2 separate regions of the Homo sapiens genome follow, and region 1 is linked to region 2. A link is a contact called in ENCODE Hi-C or POLR2A ChIA-PET data. All regions are on one chromosome and are shown on one strand. Each heading gives the region's core, a stretch centred on a gene start or an enhancer-like site at or near the end of the contact. The rest is flanking DNA. Distances are from core to core; before and after follow the strand shown.

The links. A loop is a pair of places that touch in the nucleus more often than their neighbours do. ChIA-PET counts read pairs that join two places held with the same protein, here RNA polymerase II (POLR2A). Pooled maps may share reads with other maps.
Region 1: a pooled map shows a loop between it and region 2 (2.8-fold over the local background). The contact joins two enhancer-like sites. A Hi-C loop is called at or near these places in 2 of 50 pooled maps. POLR2A ChIA-PET finds 5 or more read pairs at or near these places in 5 of 52 experiments (AG04450, GM10248, OCI-LY7 and 1 more).

The regions. Positions count from the first base shown.
Region 1 is chr19:45,612,833-45,618,997 of GRCh38, reverse strand. It overlaps EML2 (EMAP like 2), which reads left to right. Exons shown (of 19, transcript NM_012155.4): 13 at 1,301-1,368; 14 at 2,145-2,233; 15 at 2,440-2,537; 16 at 3,109-3,196; 17 at 4,298-4,393; 18 at 5,327-5,457. Among named protein-coding and RNA genes, the nearest start is that of GPR4, 14 kb to the right of the region's middle. RefSeq lists enhancers at 1,213-2,050, 2,051-2,889 and a silencer at 2,703-2,952. Within about 2 kb of position 4,602, at least 11 of the 41 ENCODE cell types and tissues checked have a DNase peak (open chromatin) inside an H3K27ac peak, as active enhancers do.
Region 2 is chr19:45,541,396-45,547,733 of GRCh38, reverse strand. It overlaps OPA3 (outer mitochondrial membrane lipid metabolism regulator OPA3), which reads left to right. Exons shown (of 2, transcript NM_025136.4): 2 at 1-1,453. Among named protein-coding and RNA genes, the nearest start is that of VASP, 37 kb to the right of the region's middle. Within about 2 kb of position 3,638, at least 4 of the 41 ENCODE cell types and tissues checked have a DNase peak (open chromatin) inside an H3K27ac peak, as active enhancers do.

The sequences.
Region 1 (6,165 bases), core at 3,353-5,852, 70 kb before region 2:
GGCTCAGCACATTAGACTGAAACCAAACAAGGTCTTTTTTTTTTTTTCTTCGAGGTGGAGTCTCGCTCTGTCACCCAGGCTGGAGGGCAATGGCACGATCTCGGCTCACTGCAACCTCCGCCTCCCGGGTTCAAGTGATTCTTCTGCCTCAGCCTCCCGAGTAGCTGGGATTACAGGTGCACACCACCATGTCCAGCTAATTTATGTATCTTTAATAGAGACAGGGTTTCACCATGTTGGTCAGGCTGGTCTCGAACTCCTGACCTCGTGATCCGCCCGCCTCGGCCTCTCAAAGTGCTGGGATTACAGATGCCAGCCACCAAGCCTGGCCCAAACAAGGTCTTTTTAAGCAGGGTGGGGGTTTCATCTAGGGAACTGGGTGCTTAGAAGCTCTCTCAGAAGGGTTGGAGGAGTAGGTTCTTGACTGGAAGGGAGCCCAGGACGACACCGAACCATCCTGTCAGGGGTGCCGCCATGAGGAGGGGGGAGTCAGGAGCCGCTGAGTTCAAGGAAGGTGTGACCGCTGCAACAGTCAAGTGTAGAGCTACACTGTCCCATAGGGTAACCACTGGCCACACATGGCTATTCACAATTAATTAAAATGTAAACAGAATAAAAATTTCAGCTGGGTGTGGTGGCTGACACCTGTAATCCCAGCACTTGGGAGGCTGAGGCAGGTAGATTGTGTGAATCCAGGAGTTTGAGACCAGCCTGGGCAACATGGCAAAACCCCATCTTTACAAAAAATGAAAAAAAAAAAACAAAAATTAGCCGGGCGTGGTGGTGGGCGCCTGTAATGTCAGCTACTTGGGAGGCTGAGCCAGGAGAATCGCTTGAACCCAGGAGGCGGAGGTTGTAGTGAGCTGAGACCGTGCCACTGCACTCCAGCCTGGGCAACAGAGTGAAACTCCATCTCAAAAAAATAAATAAAAATTTAAAAAATAAAAAACAAAAATAAAGTCTTAAAATTCTAGATGCCCTTTGTCCCAGCATTCCCACATCTAGGAAATTATCTAAAGAAGTCGTCTTGGATGAATAAAGCTGTGGGAATTTAGAAGAGGAGTAAGGAGGGATCCCGGGACAGGAGTGACAGGAGGAATGGTTTCTGTTCAGGTTAACATGCTACAGAAATGTAAAGAGGAATGGCTGCCATGGTGTCTGGGGTGGGGGTGTCCCAAAGGGCAGCAGAGGGAGGGGAGAGCCCTCATGCAAAGATTAGACTTGGCCCTGAGGCAAGAGAATGTCCAGATGGACATGGGACCCCAGCTCTGAGCCCTGCCTCTTCTCTCTCCCTTCTCAGGACCCTGCCCGCTCAGCCGGCTTCCACCCCAGTGGCTCTGTCCTGGCTGTGGGTACAGTGACTGGCAGGTAAAGCTGAGGAGAGCATTTCGGGAGGCCTTCTCTGCTCCCTGGGGAACTGGCCCTTCTTCCCTCTTTCCTACTTTCCCAAATCCCACTATTTACCGAGCCCTGATCCCTCAATATTCCTCTGGCTCACTGCAGCCTCTGCCTCCCAGGTTCAAGCGATTTGCCTGCCTCAGCCTCCCGAGTAGCTGGGATTACAGGCGCCCACCACTATGCCTGGCTAATTTTTTTTTATTTTTAGTAGAGACGGGGTTTCACCATGTTGGCCAGGCTGGTCTCGAACTCCTGACCTCAAGTGATTCACCTGCCTCAGCCTCTCAAAGTGCTAGGATTACAGGCGTGAGCCACCGCCACTGTACCTGGCCTTGTTTTGTTTTGTTTTTTGGGGGGACAGAGTCTTGCTCTGTCGCCCAGACTGGAGTCCGGTGGCGCGATCTCAGCTCACTGCAACCTCTGCCTCCCGGGTTCAAGCAATTCTCGTGCCTCAGCCTCCTAAGTAGCTGGGATTACAGGCACGTGCCACCACGCCTGGCTAATTTTTGTATTTTTAGTAGAGACGGGGTTTTGCTATGTTGACCAGGCTGATTTCGAACTCTTGACCTCAAGTGATCCACCCGCCTCGGCCTCCCAGCGTGCTGGGATTATAGGCCTGAGCCACCGTGCCCAGCCCAGGTCACTTCTGGGGTCCCTCTGATCCCTCCCTTAGACCCCACAGATTGCGGCCTCTCTCTGTCAGATCAGCTCACCCCTCCTCCCCCCACCACGCCCTCTCCTTCAAGATGGCTGCTGCTGGACACGGAGACCCATGACCTGGTGGCTATCCACACAGACGGCAATGAACAGATCTCAGTGGTCAGCTTCTCCCCAGGTAAGCGGCAGGCCTGGGACACCCAAGCGGCAGGGCCAGGGGACAGAGGCTCAGAGCTCTTGGCAGGGGGAGGGGTGGAGCCTGCGAAGCGAGGCCTAGGAGGGATGCAGTGGGGATGGAGCTGGGGACTGTTGAGGGGGCTGAGTCTGGGCGAGGAGGGGATGGAGCCTGGGTGCCTCCTCATAGCCCCCCTCCCCCTCCCCCAGACGGGGCGTACCTGGCCGTGGGCTCCCACGACAACTTGGTGTACGTGTACACGGTGGACCAGGGCGGCCGCAAGGTCAGCCGCCTGGGCAAGTGCTCGGTGAGTGGGCAGTGGCCCCCAGCCCGCGCCGCCACCCCGCCCAGGGGGTGCAAAATTAACCAATTTTCTACCTCAAGGGAGCGCAGCTTCAACACTCAACTGATTCTGCCCTGATCAGAGCAAGGAGTCTTGGCCACGTCCACACATTCACCACCTCGTGTGTTCTAAGCCCGCCCCTTTGTGTAGCCCCGCCCCCACGTGCTAAGCCCATCTGTGTAGCCCCGCCCCTCACGTTCCGAGACCGCCCCTCACGTTCCGAGACCGCCCCTCTGTGTAGCCCCGCCCCTCAACATTCAAAGCCAGCTCCTCCGTGTCTAGCCCTGCCCACCTGTTCTAAACTCCCATTGTGTTCTAAGTGCTTTTTGTCTAGCCCTGCCCATCACAGTCTGGCCCCGCCCACAGTATTCTGGCCCTGCCCCCATACTCCAAAGGCCTGTGTATCCTTCCTTTAGTCCCCTTGTGTTCTCGCCCTACCTCTGTATTTGACTTCCACTTTCCTGATTTAATCCTGTCCCCCTCTCCTTGGTTCCGCCCTCTGCAGCTCTAACACCATCCCTTCCCTCCCCCGCAGGGCCATTCCAGTTTTATCACCCACCTGGATTGGGCCCAGGACAGCAGCTGCTTTGTCACCAACTCCGGGGACTATGAGATTCTGTACTGTGAGTTCTCCGGGACCCAGAGACATTACTTCCTCCGTCTCATTTGCAGACTTCCCTGAGTTCTGGGAGGGGAGGGAGGGGCTTCAAGCCTCGCTCCCTTGGTATTCAAGGCTGGTTCTGATTTGGAATTTAGGGACCGCTGGCTTCTCATTTTCTCCCTGGTATACCCCACTTTTAGTCAACTCCTCCCCTTTCCGGTCGGATGGGTAGGATGCAGGTTTCTTTTTTTACATTTTTAAATTTTTAATTATTATTATTATTATTATTATTATTATTATTATTTTGAGACGGAGTCTTGCTCTGTCCCCCAGGCTGGAGTGCAGTGGCGCGATCTCGGCTCACTGCAAGCTCCGCCTCCCAGGTTCAAGTGATTCTTCTGCCTCAGCCTCCTGAGTAGCTGGGATTACAGGAGCACACCACCATGCCCGGCTAATATTTGTATTTGTATTTTTTTTTTTTTGAGATGGGAGTTTCCCTCTTGTCTCCTAGGCTGGAGTGCAATGGCACGATGTCGGCTCACTGCAGCCTCCGCCTCCCAGGTTCAAGCGATTCTCTTGCCTCAGGCTCCTGAGTAGCTGGGATTCCAGGTGTCCACCACCACGCCCAGCTAATTTTTAAAATATTGTTAGTAGAGACAGGGTTTCGCCATGTTGACCAGGTTGGTCTTAAACTCCTGACCTCAGGTGATCCGCCTGCCTTGGCTTCCCAAAATGCTGGGATTACAGGCATGAGCCACCACACCTGGTCTAATTTTTGTATTTTTAGTAGAGATGGGGTTTCACCATCTTGGCCAGGCTGGTCTCGAACTCCTGACCTCAGGTGATCCAGCCAGATGCTGTGGCTCATGCTGCCTCCTGGGATTACAGACGTGAGCCACCATGCCCGGCCAGATGCGGGTTTAAAAGTAGATGCTCCTGCTTACGCTGCGGGCTGTGAAGACCCCAGCATGTGATGCCTTCTCAGCCAGTCCTGACAGGTAGAATGAGCCCTGGGACCTTAGCCTCCTCTGTCTTGGACCTCAGCTCCGATTGTCTAAGAAAGGGATGGGTTTACTGGGTAGTTCTTCCAACTCTGAATGTCTCCTCCCATTTTCTGCCCCAGGGGACCCGGCTACCTGTAAGCAGATCACCAGTGCGGATGCTGTGAGGAACATGGAATGGGCCACAGCTACTTGTGTCCTAGGGTTTGGGGTGTTTGGTGAGTTCTGGAATGAGAGAGGTCTCACTGAGGACAGTAGTTCTGAGAGACATCCCCGCTGGTGGTTTCCAGAGTCTTACTGCTTACCTCCAGTGTGGGAAGCTCACTGCTTTACTGCATGTGGGCTGTATTTGTGTAAGAGGAAAGGGTAGGGTGAGATGACTCATTAGAGCTGTAATAAAATGAAACCAAATGGGCGTGGTAACTGGCCAGGAGAGATCCACACTGCCGGTGCCCTAGCCACCCATTCATTCAGGCACGAATGAAGCAAACACATATTCCCTGAGCAGTTCTGTGCCTGCCGTGGGCTTGGCAGTGACCATGACTGACGGCCCTGCTCTCCTGTGGCTCTCAGTCCAGTGGGGGAGGCAGACTTGTCCCCAGACAGTGATGACCCAGAGTGAGCAGGTCTGAGACAGGGAAACCCAGGGTGGGGCATCTGGCCTACTCTTGGAGGGAATCAGGGAGGGCTTCCTGGAGGAAGAGACATCTGAGCTAGGACCTGGAGGATGAGGAGTTACTTTCCAGGGCAGTGAAGAAGGAAAGCAGTCTCTTGGCAAAGGGAATAGTACATACAAAAGCCCACGCGTGACACAGAACTTGGCATTTGGAGAAATGCAGGGAGGCAGGGTGGCCAAATCATTACAGAGTTTAACAGGAGCACTGATGAGGGATGAGGCTGGAGCAGTGCATGGGGCCTGCTGAGCCTTAGAACCACAGGCTTTCTTCTAAGATCACCAGGGAGCCATGGAAGGGTTTTAAGCAGAGCAGGGGCAGGCTCGGATTCACATTTTAAGGTAATTCTGACTCATATCCTCGGATAGATACAGGCTAGGTCGGAACAAATTAAGGTGGCTGGAGTGGCAATCTGCTCCTCTTGGCGGTCCCTGGCTCCAGCTGACATCTTACCACTTCCCTTCATCTTGCCCACAGGGATCTGGTCTGAGGGGGCGGACGGCACTGATATCAACGCTGTGGCCCGCTCTCATGATGGGAAGTTGCTGGCTTCAGCTGATGACTTTGGCAAAGTTCACCTGTTTAGCTACCCCTGCTGTCAGCCTCGAGTGAGTCCCTTGGGGAGATGGGGATGGACGGGGGTAGCAAGCAGGGGTGGGGACAAAATTCAGGCAGCTCTGGTCCAACCCCACCCCTTCTCTGAGCCTCGGTTTCCCCATCTGTACAAGGAGGACAGTAGTCTTGATCCCAAGGGCCTTTCTTAACCCCAAGGTGGATGAATTTCAGTGTGTCATGGTGAAGACCTGGTTCTCTGAAGTTCTGAGCAACTGCAATTCTGAGCTCTTTGGTTCTTTTATCCTTGTTAACTCAGTAAATATTTATTGAGCACCTACTATGTACCTAGGCACAGGATATACAACCAGATCTTATGAGTTTTTAAGGGAGGCCAAGGCCAGTTGCAGTGGCTCACACCTGTAATCGCAACACTTTGCAAAGCTGAGGCAGGAGGATTGCTTGAGGCCAGGAGTTCAAGACCAGCCTGGGCAACAAAGTGAGACCCCATCTCTACAAAATACACACAAAATTAGCTGGGCATGGTTGTGCATGCCTGTAGTTCCAGCTACAAGGAAGTCTGAGGTGGGAGGATTGCTTGAGCCCAGGAGGTTGAGGCTGCAGTGAGCCATGATTGCACCACTGTACTCTAGCCTGGGCGACAGAGCAAGACTTTGTCTCAAAACAAAGACAAAAACAAAAAAAAAAGCTGGACGTTAATTTTACCATTCTCTGGTTCTAACAGAAGAGGGATTGTTTCAGCA
Region 2 (6,338 bases), core at 2,389-4,888:
AAGAACGAGACTCCATCTCAAAAAAAAAAGGAAAAAGCTAATCCAGCATAGGGTGATGAGGACTGAGAGGAATGGAGGCAGGGTAGGAGTTCCGGACTTACGGGCACCGCTGATCTAGACAGGTGGGCAGGGAGGAGGCAGCGCTTCAGATGGAGGGAGATAGGAAGAGGGCTGTGAGTATCTGTGAAAGTCCTAGGACAGATGTGGCCTTGGCCTGTTCCTGGAACAGCAAGAGTTTCTGGCTGTCAGAATAGAGCAGAGGCTCGCTGACCAAGGCCTTTGGGCCAAATCAAGGGGACCCTTGCTTCCTGTCTTTGTAAATAAAGACTTATTGGAACCCAGGCGCTCATTCGTTTGCATATTTTCCACAGTTGCTTTTGCAGTACAGTGACAGAGCTGAGTATTTGCACAGAGATCCTAGGGCTCTCGTACTCTCTGGCCCTTTACAGAAAAAGTTTACCATCCCCTGGAATAGAGTAAGCGAGGGGAGAAGTTAGGTGAGGGGGCCAGGCAAGCAAAGGCTGCCCCTTGCCTTGATTGGCACAACTGTGGAGGTCATCCCAGCTCTGGAGCCCCAACAGGATCACTCAGGCCTCTGCTTCCACCACATCTGGCTTCAGCTTCCCCCTCTGTGGAGTCCTCCCTCCCTCCCTCCTTCCCCATAGGAAATGACCCCAGTGCTCAGCAGTAACCCCCACTGCGCGCAGATCTCAGAACCTCCACCTCAATCTACAGCCACGTGCCACAATAAGAAGCAGAGTTTTAGGCCAGGCGCGGTGGCTCACGCCTGTAATCTCAGTACTTTGGAAGACCAAGGTGGGAGGATCACTTGAAGTCAGGAGTTCGAGACCAGCCTGCCCAACATGGTGAAGCCCCGTCTCTAATAAAAAGAATACAAAAATTAGCCGGGTGTGGTGGTGCACATCTGTAATCCCAGCTACATGAGAGGCTGACATAGGAGAATTGCTTGAGCCCAGGAGGTGGACGTTGCAGTGAGCCAAGATTGCACTACTGCATTCCAGCCTAGGTGCCAGAGTGAGACTTGGTCTCAAAACAAAACAAAACAAAAAATTAGCCAGGCATGGTGGCACACACCTGTAGTCCCAGCTACTTGGGGGGCTGAGGCAGGAGGATCGCTTGAACCCGGGTGTTTAAGGCTGCAGTGAACTGAGATCAGGCCACAGCACCTCAACCTGGGAGACAAAGTGAGACCCTGTCTCAAAAAAAAAAAAAAGCAGAGTTTATGTAATCCATCGTGTGCATATTTATACAATAATTTACAATTCTATGTATTTTAAAAGTGTATAATTCATATATTATGTGACACAATATATAATGGAATATAAAATATATATTTTATGTCATGTGTAACATAACATCATCTATTATATGTAGTGTATGTGCTTATGTACATATCATTGGAATGAAAGTTTCATTAAATAATTACCCTTAATATTTGCAGCCCGGTTTAATATTTCCTATTTTATTGTATTCCATTTCATGAAGAATAACTACAGATATATATGCATTCTATATACTTAATATATATTATAAACATATGAAACCCATTAAGTGTGTTCCATAACACATTGGATGATATGTTAATATCATACATTATGTATTATATGTCTTGTTAGAACAAGTTTCTCTGAATAATAATTGTTCTTATGTGTGATGGGCAACTTCGTTACTTTTTATTCTCCGTTATTTTATTTCTTAAAGAAAAGCATGGCCTGTCACACCTGTAATCCCAGCATTTAGGGAGGCCGAGGTGGGAGGATTGCTTAATCTCAGGAGTTCAAGACCAGCCTGGGCAACATGGTGAAACCCTGTCTCTACTAAAAATACAAAAAATTAGCTGGGCGTGGTGGCACACACCAGTAGTCCCAGCTACTTGGGAGGCTGAGGCAGAAGAATTACTTGAACCCAGGAGACGGAGGTTGCAGTGAGCCAAGATCACACCACTGCACTCCAGCCTGGGCAACAGAGTGAGACTCCATCTCAAAAAAAAAAAAAAAAAAAAGAAAAGCATGTACATATGATGTATGTATTATACAAACCTGTATAATGTGGGCTGCCTTGGGCCAGCATGAAGACTAACTTTTACTCTGGGAAGAGATTTTTAAGCTGGGATTACAGGTGTGAGCCACTGTGCTCAGCCTCTGGTTGTTGTTGTTGTTTTTTCCATTTGTTTGTTTCATTTTGGACAGGGTCTTGCTCTGTCACCCAGGCTGGAGTGCGGTGGTGCAATCACGGCTCACTGCAGCCTCAGCCTCCCAGGCTCAAGCAATCCTCCCATGTCAGCCTCCAGAGTAGCTGGGAATAGAGGTGTGCCACCACTACACTCAGCTAATTTCTTAATTTTTTGTAGAGATGGGGGTCTCTTTATGTTGCCCAGGCTGGTCAGGAACTCCTGGGCTCATGCCATCCACTCGCCTCAGCTCCCAAAGTGCTAGGATTACAGGTGTGAGCCACCACATCCAGCCCCTTTTTTCTCTGTTTTGAAGTAGAGGCCTATCCTGCCTTGTCTTGATTTCCTATTTTTTGTTTTTTTGTTTTTTTTTTTTTTGAGACGGTGTCTTGCTCTGTCGCCCAGGCTGGAGTGCAGTGGCGCCATTTCGGCTCCCTACAACCTCTGCCTCCCGGGTTCAAGTGATTCTCCTGCCTCAGCCTCCTGAGTAGCTGGGATTCCAGGCACCTGCCACCATGCCTGGCTAATTTTTGTTTTTTGTTTTTGTTTTTGTTTTTTTGAGACGGAATTTTCCTCTTGTTGCCCAGGCTGGAGTGCAATGACACGATCTCGGCTCACCACAACCTCCGCCTCCTGGCTTCAAGCGATTCTCCTGCCTCAGCCTCCCAAGTAGCTGGGATTACAGGCATGGGCCACCATGCCCGGTTAATTTCCTATTTATTTATTTATTTATTTATTTATTTATTTTGAGACGGAGTTTTGCTCTTGTTGCCCAGGCTGGAGTGCAATGGCATGATCTCGGCTCACTGCAACCTCCACCTCCCGGGTTCAAGTGATTCTCCTGCCTCAGCCTCCTGAGTAGCTGGGATCACAGGTGTGTGCCACCACGCCCGGCTAATTTTGTGTTTTTGGTGGAGACAAGGTTTCTCCATGTTGGTCAGGCTGGTCTCGAACTCCCGACCTCAGGTGATCCACCTGCCTCGGCCTCCCAAAGTGCTGGGATTACAGGCGTGAGCCACTGTGCCCAGCCGAATTTTGTATTTTTAGTAGAGACGGGGTTTCATCGTGTTGGCCAGGCTGGTCTCGAACTCCCGACCTCAGGTGATCTGCCTGCCTTGCCGTCCCAAAGTGCTGGGATTACAGGCGTGAGCCACCGTGCCCCGCCCCCATCATCCCTTTTTATGGCTGAATAATAGTCCATTGTGAGGCTAGACCACAATTTGTTTATTCATACATCTGTTGAACGTTGGGGTTGTTTCCTCCGCGTGGTGGCTATGAATAGGGCTGCTATGAACGTGCATGTAGCTTGCAGTCTTTTTAGGCTTAGATCATTTGTCTCGAGAGCAGTGAAGCATCATGGGAAGGGCATGGGCTCAGATCCCAAAATGCCTGGAATCAATCCCTAGCTCTGCCTCATACCAGTTGGATGAGCTTGGGCAAGTCACTGGGTATCTTGTGCCTGATAACAGAACTTCCTTTGTAAGTTTATTATGAAAGTGAATCAATTAATACATGCAAAACACTTAGGAAGTTGCTTAGCACAGAGTGAACGGTTGCAAAATGACTCTGCATTGCCAGCAACAGGAACCTTCCTGGGCTAACTGAAGCAGAAAAAGAACTTACTGGAAGGATATCAGGTAGCTCACTGGAGGCTAAGAAAACCAGCAGGAACCTTGAGAGGTTTACAGTTAGAGATGCCGATGCTGTAACAGAGACCCCATATGTGTAATGATATTGAGTGAACGAGTTTACTTCTTGCTCCTAAAATAGTAACGTTGGCCAGTTGCAGTGTTCACACCTGTAATCCCAGCACTTTGGGAGGCTGAGGCGGGAGGATTGCTTGAGCTCAGGAGTTAGAGAACAGCCTGGGCAACATAGCAAGACTCCTCTTCTACAAATAAAAATAAATTATAAAAATTAAAATACAGCTGGGCGCAGTGGCTCACGCCTGTAATCCCAGTACTTTGGGAGGCCAAGGTGGGCAGATCACTTGAGGTCAGGAGTTCGAGACTAGCCTGACCAACGTGGTGAAACTCCATCTCTACTAAAAATGCAAAAATTAGGCGTGGTGGCGTGTGCCTGTAATCTCAGGTACTCCGGGGGCTGAGGCAGGAGAATCACTTAAACCCAGGAGTTGGAGGCTACAGTGAGCCGAGATCACGTCACTGCACTCCAGCCTGGGCAACAGAGCGAGACTCTGTCTCAAAAAAAAAAAAATTAAAAATAAAAATAGGCCAGTTGTGGTGGCTCATGCCTGTAATCCCAGCACTTAGGGAGGCCAAAGCTGGAGGATCACGTGAGCCCAGGAGTTTGAGACCAGCCCCTGGGCAATATACAGAGACGCTATTTCTTCAAAAATACAAAAGTTAGTCAGGCATGGTGTCATGCTCCTGTAGTCCCAGCTACGAGGGAGGCTGAGGTGGGTGGGTTGCTTGAGCTGGAGAGTTGGAGGTTGCAGTGAGCCGAGATCATGCCACTGCACTCCAGCCTGGGCGACAGAGTGAGACCCTGTCTCAAAAATAAATAAATAAATAAATAAACAAACAAAATAAGACAAAACAGTGAAGTCACGCGCTGGGCATGATAGCTCACACCTGTAATCCCAGCACTTTGAGAAACCAAGGTGGGCAGATTGCGAGGTCAGGAGATCGAGACCATCCTGGCCACCATGGTGAAACCTGTCTCTACTAAAAGTACTAAAATTAGCCAGGCGTGGTGGCAGGTGCCTGTAGTCCCAGCTACTCTGGAGGCTGAGGCAGGAGAATCACTTGAACCAGGGAGTTGGAGGCTGCAGTGAGCCAGGATCGCACCACTGCCTGCCCTCTAGCCTGGCGACAGAGCGAGACTCCGTCTCAAAAAAAAAAAAAAAAAAAAAAACAAAAAAACAGTGAAGTACTGTACCACATAATGAGGTTTCTGTCCACAACAAACCGCATATACAACAGTGGTCTCATAAAATGATACCACCGTATTTTTACTGTACCGTTTCTATGTTTGGATGTGTCTAGACACGCAAGTACTTACCATTGTGTTACAACTCCTGCAATTTTCAGTACAGTCACATGCTGTTTAGGTTTATAGCCTAGGAGCAGAAAGCTCTACCACATAGCCTAGGTGTGTAGCAGGCCACACTATCTAGGTTCGTGTAAGCCCACTCTGTGATGTTTGCACAATGACAAAATCACCAAACAATGCATTTCTCAGAATGTGTCCCTGTCATTAAGCAGTGCACGGCTGTACTAGCCGGGAACAGGTTGGCAGGGCAGCCCTCCTCCACACAGTCATTCAGGGACTCAGGCTGTTGCAGCTCTGCCATCTTCAGTGTGTTTATTTCAAGGTCACCCTGGGGTGGTCTTCATGAGGACCACAGCATGGCTCATATGGACCAGGGCTGGAAGTAGCCGGCTTCACTTGGCTGGCTTATTTTTCCTAGAACTCGGTGCCCTGACCACACCTAACTGCACCTAACTATAGTCCCTGGCTGGGCAGCCACTTCCCAGCAAGGAGCCTGTCTGTTGGGTTGCAGCGAGCATGAAGCACTCAGGGACTCCAAGGTCAGAGGGCTGTCAGCACCATGGGTACCACCCCCTACCACTGCCGTGGACCTACTCCACACCCTAACATGGATCCTAGGGGTCTCTTCGTATCCTTGAAGCCTTCCCCAAGATTTCAGGTTCAGGCTGGGTGTGGTGGCTCACACCTGTAATATCAGCACTTTGGGAGGCCAAGGTGGGAGGATCGCTTGAGCCCAGGAGTTCAAGACCAGCCTGGGAAACATAGTGAGACCCTGTTTCTATAAAATGTTTTAAAATGCGCCAGGTGTGGTGGTGTGTGCCTATAGTCCCAGCTACTCAGGAGGCTGAGGCAGGAGGTTTGCTTGAGCCCAGGAGGTCGAGGCTGCAATGAGCCATCATTGCACCACTGCACTCCAGCCTGGCTAACAGACTGAGACTCTTTCTCCAAAAAAAAATTTCTCTTATTTATTTTGTTTTATTTTTTAGTAGAGACCAGGTCTCCCTGTGTTGCCCAGGCTAGTCTCAAACTTCTGGACTTAGATGATCCTCCTGCCTCAGCCTCCCAAAGTGCTGGGATTACAAGCCTGAGCCGCTACACCAGGCCCCAATTAAATGAGGGGTGACTCTGTATC